2 separate regions of the Homo sapiens genome follow, and region 2 is linked to region 1. A link is an interaction called in ENCODE POLR2A ChIA-PET data of the cell type or tissue named here. Cell type or tissue: OCI-LY7. All regions are shown on one strand. Links, peaks and the distances in the headings refer to the core of each region. The heading gives the core; the rest is flanking DNA.

What was found. ChIA-PET counts read pairs that join two places held together with the same protein. Peaks named below come from ENCODE experiments on the same cell type or tissue, not always from the same donor. Only the 100,000 strongest peaks of a DNase experiment are listed, where the experiment ranks them.
Region 2: POLR2A ChIA-PET joins it to region 1 with 13 read pairs; 3 of 35 experiments call an interaction of 5 or more read pairs at or near these places.

The regions. Positions count from the first base shown.
Region 1 is chr5:119,050,882-119,055,275 of GRCh38, reverse strand. The region is part of intron 1 of DMXL1-DT (DMXL1 divergent transcript); the gene reads left to right. Among named protein-coding and RNA genes, the nearest start is that of DMXL1-DT, 18 kb to the left of the region's middle. In OCI-LY7, for the core only: no CTCF peak of the experiment used is centred there; no DNase peak of the experiment used is centred there.
Region 2 is chr5:119,341,992-119,346,385 of GRCh38, reverse strand. It overlaps LOC102723444 (a long non-coding RNA gene), which reads left to right. Exons shown (of 5, transcript XR_007058912.1): 5 at 1-4,394. It also overlaps a transcript of TNFAIP8 not described here. Among named protein-coding and RNA genes, the nearest start is that of TNFAIP8, 12 kb to the left of the region's middle. In OCI-LY7, for the core only: no CTCF peak of the experiment used is centred there; DNase peaks (open chromatin) are centred at 2,504 and 4,145; H3K4me3 peaks cover 3,452 bases; H3K27ac peaks cover 3,399 bases.

The sequences.
Region 1 (4,394 bases), core at 292-4,291:
CCTAGCTACTTGGGTGGCTAAAGTGGGAGGATCACTTGAGCCTGGGAGGCTGTGGCAGCAGTGAGCCATGATCACACCACCGCACTCCAGCAAGGGCAACAGATTGAGACCCTGTCTCAGTAAATAAATAAATAAATGTTTAGTAAGCATCTTATGCTTTACTAGATGTTATAAAACACGGAAATAAATAAGAAATAATCCTTGATCTTCAGGGACTGTCGAAAGCTGGCTCCCCCAAATCACCTAATCAACCTGTTAATAAGACAAAGTTGTTTATTGCTTACTGTAGTGAGAGAGAACACTACTTCAACAGTCTTAATAGTGTCTCAGAGAAGGAAGAACAGAGTTGGGATATTTATTGAGATGTTGAAATTTGATTTAAGGCAAACCTTTTAATTCCAGTATGTGTGATGGTGTTGACTAGGATTAGATATAGATCATTACATGAATTAAATGGATTTATAGTTTAGAATTGGTAGACACAGCAAGGTAAGAATTTTGTGGTGAGATTTGGGATGTAAGCTATTTGATAACTTCTATTAAAGAGTTGATGGTTCTCCCAGGAAATTCCACTGTTTGCTATTTTTTAAAATTAATTACTTAATTTAGAGAAAGGGTCTCACTCTGTTACCCAGGCTGGAATGCAGTGGCATTATCTTGGCTCACTGCAGCCTCAACCTCCTGGGCTCAAGCAATCTCCTACCTCAGGCTCCTGAGTAGCTGGGACTACAGGCACATGCCACCACACCTGGCTAATTTTTGAAATTTTTTCATAGAGATGGGGTCTCACCAGGTTGCTCAGGCTGGTCTTGAACTGCTGGCCTCAAGCAGTCCTCCTGCCTCACCCTCCCAAAATACTGGGATTACAGGTGTGAATCACCATGCCCAGCCCCTTGATATTTTAGATCAAGAGTTTATATTTGTTTGCCTTTTCCTGGGAAAATCAACAATAGTCCTGGGCAACTACGCCTAGAATTTTATTGAGGTACACTCCTACTTTTCACAATTCCTTAACCAAGAATTCAAAGAATGTAAGTTTCTCAGTGATTCTACCTGTATTCAAAATGGAAGCCAGGTGTGGTGGTGCATGCCTGTAGTCCCAGCTACTCTGGAGGCTGAGGTGGGAGGATTGCTTGAGACCAGGAGTTCGAGACCAGCCTGGGCAACATAATAAGATGCTATGTTTAAGTAAAAAAACAAATAAACAACAACAACAAAGATAAACAACATAAACCCCAAATGTAGATTACTTTTTGTTGTGTTCTAAAGATGAGGTAAATCCTAAGACTGATTCCATCTCTTTACTTGCTGTTTTAGCTCAGAAATGCCATAAGGTTTCCAAAGAGAAGTTATAATTTTATAAAAGTAAAGTTCATTAGCTAGGACATGATTTATCCTTAGTTGGTTCAATCTGCTATAACAAAATATCATAAACTAGATAGCTTATAAAAAACAGAAATTTATTTCTCACAGTTCTGGAGACTGGGAATTCCAGGATTAAGGCAGATTCAGTGTCTGCTGAGGGCCCTCATTCTCACTTCACTTCATAGTGCCTTCTCCATGTGTCTTTACATGGTGGAAGGGGCAAGGGTCTCTCTGTGTCTTTTTTTATTTTTAAACCAAACTTTCCTTACATAGAGTTTTTTAGAAATGGGGTCTCACTATCTTGCCCAGGCTGGACTCAAACTCCAGGGCTCAAGCGTCCTCCTGACTCAGCCTCCCTGATAGCTAGGACTACAGGCACATAACATTGCATCTGTTTTGTATCTCTTTTATAAAGGCACTAATGGCCAGGTGCAGTGGCTCACACCTGTAATCCCAGCACTTTGGGAGGCCGAGGCGGGTGGATCACCTGAGGTCAGGAGTTCGAGACCAGCCTGGCCAACATAGTGAAACCCCGTCTCTGCTAAAAATACAAAAAAAAAATTAGCCAGGCATGGTGGCAGGCGCCTGTAATCCCAGCTACTCGGGTGGCTGAGGCAGGAGAATCGCTTGAACCTGGGAGGCAGAGGTTGCAGTGAGCTGAGATCACGCCATTGCACTCCAGCCTGGGTGACAGAGCAAGACTCCATCTCAAAAAAAAAAAAAAAAAAAAAAAAAGGCACTAATCTCATTCATGAGGGCTCAGCCCAAATGACCTCATGACTTCAAAGGCCCTATCATCTAACACCATCACCTTGGGGCTTAGGATTTCAACATATACGGTTTTTGGGGGGTACAGAAACATTCAGACCATAGCACATCCCAAGGAGATAAATCCTTCTGACAGATTATAGGCCATTTGAAACTTTGCTAAGCCACTAACTAAGACACAATTAAGAAGACTCCTAGTTGACATTGGCTTTTTCAGGCAGTGGGCGCCCAACAGTGTGTAGAAGTCAAGGGAAAGCTTCCCCTCTGCCTTCTACATTTTCACTGAAAATTAACTTACAATAAGCAGATTAATAGGAGAAAAAGGCATGCAAAACTTACTAACATGCATATGGATACAGGAGCCATATACAAAGTATGAGACTAGAAGAGGAGCCAGATGGTCGAGGCTTATATAGATTTATGGCAGCAGATACTATTTTGTAAATGAGACTATTTTGTAGATGAGACCAAGAGTTGCAAGTTATGGGAGGGTGAGGGGCAGAATGGCACAGAAACAAAGCTTGTCTCATTACACAGATAAAGTCTTCCACATAATCTGTGGGCCCTGCCCTCAGATGAACAGACGAAAAGCCTGTCTGGGTGTGGTGATTCCTTGTAGCTTCTCCTCTCTAGGTGGCTAATTTTTCCTGGTTATTTGATGAGATTCCTGGGGAGGGGTTCTTAAGTCAATTGCATTTCTTTTTTTTTTTTTTTTTTTTTGAGACAGGGTCTCACTCTGTCACCCAGGCTAGAGTGCAGTGGCACGATCTCAACTCACTGCAACCTCTGCCTCCCAGGTTCAAGAGATTCTCCTGCCTCAGCCTCCCAAGTAGCTGGAATTACAGGCAAGTGCCATCGTGCCTGGCTAATTTTTGTATTTTCAGTACAGACGGGGTTTCAGTAGAGATGTTGGCCAGGCTGGGACAATTGCATTTCTGTTGGAAGAATTTTTCTTAGTCCCATATGAAAATTCCAGAGGAGAGTCCCTCTTGGTGCTTTGGGAAAGAGAATGAGAGACAGGGAGGTAGCATAGAGATAGACTTTAAGTCTGCTTCTTCAGTGTAGCATGTCAAAGCACCATATTTTGGGGTATCATTTTCTTTTTCTTTTTTTCTGAGACAGGGTCTCGCCCTGTTGCTCACTGCAGCCTCGAATTCCTGGGCTCAAGCAATCCTCCCACCTTAGCCTCCCAAGTAGTTGGGACTACAGGTACATACCACCACACCCAGCTAAATTTTTATTTTATTTTTTGTAGATACAGGGTTTCACTATGTTTCCTAGTCTGGTCTTAAACTTTAAACTCCTGGGCTCAAGTAGTCATCTTGCCCCAGCCTCCCAAAGTCCTGGGATTACAGGTGAGAGCCACTGTTCTTGGCTCAGATATTATTTTGTGAGTTCCAACAAGTGTCTGTTCAAAGAAGCTATATGAGTTAACCAGTCTTTGTAACAAACCGCTTCTTTGGGAATCTAAATATGAACGAGTCTTTCTTGAGTTAAAAATGAGCCCTTCCTCACACCTGTAATCCCAGCACTTTGAGAGGCCAAGGCAGGTGGATCACGAGGTCAGGAGATCAAGACCATCCTGGCTAACAAGGTGAAACCCCGTCTCTACTAAAAATACAAAAAATTAGCCGGGCATTGTGGCGGGCACCTGTAGTCCCAGCTACTCAGGAGGCTGAGGCAGGAGAATGGCGTGAACCTGGGAGTCGGAAGTTGCAGTGAGCCGAGATTGCGCCACTGCACTCCAGCCTGGGCAACAGAGTGAGACTCTGTCTCAAAAAAAACAAAAAACAAAAAGAGCCCTTCAGTAGCTTTGTGTGGTTAGTCTGAGTAGCCACAGCAGCAGCTAAACTAGCAGAGACTTCAGCAATTGTTTTTGTTTTTGGAGTCTCCTTTAAATTTCATGGTCCCTCACGCTGTGTAATCTTTGGTTCTCACTGAATATATACAACATTTCTTAGTAAATAAGCTTATCTCTTATGAAATCCTATTACCTTCTCTGTTACATATTTCTAATCATTGTTATAATCTTGGAAAATCCTATTACTTTCCTTCCATCACCTGAAGAAAAGGAAATTCTTGACTGTCTAACCTATGTTTGTGAAATATCTGTGCATTAAATAGATTAGAAATTCCTTTAGAAAATCCAGACTTAATCTTGTTTGTTCGTGGGTCATATTTTAACATTAAAACAGAAAAATGTCACTTAGACTACACTGTTAAAAAAATAACTAAATTCACCCCTAAAATATAACCCCTTG
Region 2 (4,394 bases), core at 185-4,184, 290 kb before region 1:
AGTTTTCCTTCCTGGTTCCGGTACACTCTTTCTGCAGGCTGCTGCAAACACGCATGGCTCCTAGAGTATCCACACCTTCTTCAGCAACTGGCTCCTGCTGAACATGATGGTCAGCACCTCCCAGCCTCCAGCAGCTTCCACTGGCATCCCTCTCGGTTGATTTTGCAGCAGAATGCATCCAGTGAAAGACCTCCACATGAATAGCTTTCCTTAGCATCTTAGAGGGTAGATTTCTAGCAAGTTCTGCCAGCATAGCACCCCAGTGACTTCTCTGCCAGCCCAGGAGCCACAGCAGGCCATGACCTCTCCAGCAAGGTCTGGAGCAGAGAGAAGCATGTGTTTGGGTGCTCTATCAGACCCACGGCCCACGGGTAGGGGCTGCTCCTTATATCTGCTATTCCTCTGTTATTTAAAGTTCTCTTTACTTCCTGTTAGCTAGTCCCCATTATAGTGAACTACTTCTCTTTTTCTTAACAGTTTTCTTTTGTATTTTTTAAAAATTGTGGCAAAATACATATAGTATAAAATTTACCATCTTAATAATTTTAAATATACAGTTCAGGAGAATTAAGTACATTCACATTGTTGTACAATCATCACCACTATCCATCTCTAGAACTTTTTTCATCTTGCAAAACTGAAACTCTGTACCCACTGAAGACTAATTCGCCATTCTCTGCTCCTGTCAGCCCCTGGCAACCACCATTCTACTTTTTGTCTCTATAAATTTGACTACTCCAGGTAACTTACATTCAGTGGAATTAAAGAGTATTTGTCTTTTTGTGATGGCTTATCTCACTTAACATCCTCAAGATTCATCCACATGGTAGCAGGTCAGACTTTCCTTCCTTTCTTCCTTTTTAAGGCTGGGTGATATTCCATTGTATGTGTATATCACATTTTGTTTATACATCCTTCTGTAGATGGATACCTGGATTGCTACCACCTTTTGGGTTTTGGTTTACAAATATCTCTTTGAGATGCCTTTTCAATTCTTTTGAGTATATACCCAGAAGTAAAATTGCTAAATCATATGGTAATTCTATTTTTCATTTTTAAAGGAACTGTCATATTGTTTTCCTAGCTAATACTTGTTTATTTTAAACTTTCCTTTAAATTACTGTGTACTTTATATTCTCATTAGACCCTGACCAATATATGCAATGCCCAACAGGTACATACATTCCATTAAGAAATGAAGAGTAACGTAAAAACATTATTTTTAAATATTTCAATATATATGTATTATTTTGTACAACTACAAAGTTATCAATACAGAAATACTAAGTTGTTTGGAACTAAGTACTTAACAAATGAAACTGCTAAGTATTTCTTTTGTCCTAGAAATGGCATGAAAAAAATTACTGAGACCACTAAGGGTGCATGAGCCAAGAACATTTGGAAGGCTCTGCTCTAGCCTACATGTTTCCAGCTGCCATTAGGACCTGTCTGCTTGAATGGTTCCTTAGGCTCGCCCTATCTAGGGGTATCCCTGAAGGCACAGATGGAGCCTTAATATTAACCGTACTTAATATTATATTTCTTTATAAATTTTTCTCACTTAGGCACTGGGGGCTACAAACCTTACAATTATCTTTGACTTATGCTGCTCTGTCTCCCCTTATTTCTAATCTCACATCAAAATGTTTCCTGGATTGGCCTTTTTTTCTCTCCATTCCTGCAGCAGTCAGTAAAGCCATCATCTCTAGTTAGCGTTGCCTAACAGATTTTAAGCTAGTTTCCCTTAAACAAGACAGTGGGTTGAAAATTCAAATGCTCACTGAGGCTAGAAATATGTTAATTCATACCTGCCACACAAGAATTGGCTGCCTCAGTCCTTGCACCCATGAAGGCAACACCAATAGGACAGGCTGTGGGTGAGGCCCCATTCCCAGGATGCCAGCTATTACAGTGTGGATGTTTGTCCCTTCCAAGCCTCATGTTGAAATGTGATGGAGGTGGGGCCTGATAGGAGGTGTTTGGGTCATGGAGGTGGATCCTTAATGAATGGCTTGGTGCCCTCCCCATGGTAACGAGTGAGTCCTTGCTCTATGAGTTCATGCGAGAGCTGGTTCTTTAAAAGAGCCTGGTACCTCCTCCCCTCTCTCTTGCTCCCTCTCTGTGTGACACATCTGCTCCTTCTTCACCTCTGCCATGAGGAAAAACTTCCTGAAGCCTCAACAGAAACTGAGCAGATGCTGGTGCCATGCTTGCATAGCCTGCAGAATCAGGAGCCAAATAAACCTCTTTTCTTTATAAATTACTCAGGTTCTTCTTTTTGGCAATGCAAAACAGACTAATACACCAGCTGAAGTACCAACTTCTCACTCTCAAAGAAAGCAATGGCAATGCAAGTGAGTGTGAATGATGCTACTTGAGGCAAAATCATGAATGTGCGCCCACACACACATAGATATGAGTGGTTTGAAAAGGAATCATTCAGAAATTTTTGACACTTGTTTTCATTAACTGGAAATTACTTGAGACAAACCTTATGATGAATCATGACACCCTGTGTGGTCACACAGCGGGGGCAGCTGCTGCTGGTCTATTTTTTCAGCTGTTATATCCGCTTTTTACCCTACCCAAAGCCATACTCAGGTCCCAACTCCTCTTAAAAGCCTACTGAAGCCCACAGTGGACCTATACTTCTACAGTGAACTTGTGCTATACTTAAAGTTGATAATCTTGATGTTAGTTGTCTTTGAGGCAGCTCCATAAGCTATTTAAAACACAAGATTATACCTTGCATTTGTTTGTTCTCCTTTCTAGAGCATACAATGCATGCTGGACACTTTCAAAGCACTATATAACTAATAAAATAATCATTTAATAATTTCATAATACTGAATTATGATAGCATATAAGAATAATCTTAATCTCCTCTTCCCCAAAAAGTACCTTACAAGAAACTATGTACATAAATATCTGCTATCTTCAAAGAAAGAAAACAAGACAAGAAAATCTGCATGGCATCTGCAGAACCGAGGTTAGTAATTTTCGACAATCTATAAAACTATCAAGTTTACAAAAGTTCTGTCAGAAAAGGAGCCAAGAAAAAAATAAATCTGACAGCTGCAAACCTTCTGTTTTACAACATGCACAGAATGGACGCACTTCCTTCGACATCCTTATAAACAGAGTGCCGAGCAAATGCAAACATCCCCGGTAGAAGTCCAGTGGACTCCAGACTTAATTAATGGATTGTGCTTATCTTTACAGAGGCAACCTTACTAGCCACCTATCAACCCCACCACAATTGCTTTAGGAACTATTAATAAGATGGATTGAACAAAATTCCATTTCAGTTGATGGCATTTCCAGGGCAAGCAAGACACCAGCAGCGGCTGCCCACTGTAGAACAGCAGCAATCTCACCATCCTCGGATTGGAAACTTTGTTTCCTTTAAGTTAAGAACTAACATCCGGCACTGGACCACCTGAATATTTAGACTAATAAATCCCAGATGGGAATTCCAGACACCTCTTTGCTAAAGACATGCAGGCGATAAACATTCTATTAAGCAAGTCTCCTAGGAGTGAGCTTCCCTTCAGAGACTGAAAAAAGTAACGCCAGCCAAAGAAGAGGAAGAGAGGGAGAAAAGAAAGAAAAATGCCCCCAGGTAGAGAATAACCAGTCAGAAGTGAAGGCTGAAGACCAATGGCTATGATGGTTGGGTGACCAATGGAGATTCTTTGAGAAAGATAACTTAGTAACATGACTAGAGATAGCAGCCAAATTGCAAGAGGTTGCAGAATGATCTGGTGTTGAGAAAGCAGAGACAGCACTGGTGGACTATTCATTCAAGAAATTTTCCTGAAGGGAGTAAGTTGAGAGAGTACCCTGAGGAGAAAGCATTATCAAAAAAAAACCCTGCAAATTTAGCACAGCTTTAAGTGGCTTTGAGGAAGGAATATGACATTCCCATAACTCTCCCATTGGCCAACACCAAATACGGGGAAGCAGGGTGACACCCAGCTCTTACAAAAACACATTTGCAAGAATTTTCGTGGACTCTGACATGGGTCTGAATAATGCAAATTTAAAAAGATAAAGTCAAAACCTTCTTCATGTTCAGTGGCTGGTGCTGGTTCCGCAGCTCTAACCTAAAGGGGACAACACAAGGTGCTATCTCTGAGAGGCTACCAAGCCCCAGATTATGCTCTTAGCAGTACAGGAAATACTATCATTAGAAGGGTGATACCTTGGGTTAAACTCTGATTTTCTGTTCTACCATCAGGTTCTTTTAAAAACACTAAACATCCCTTGGAGGAAAAGCCGGTGGATGACTAACAGCTAAGAGTAAAGAATTCACTCATCTCTTTGTTCCTTCCCTTCAGAGATGAGGACTAGAGGGCACCCCAGATAGGAAACAGAGATACAGAAATTAAGGC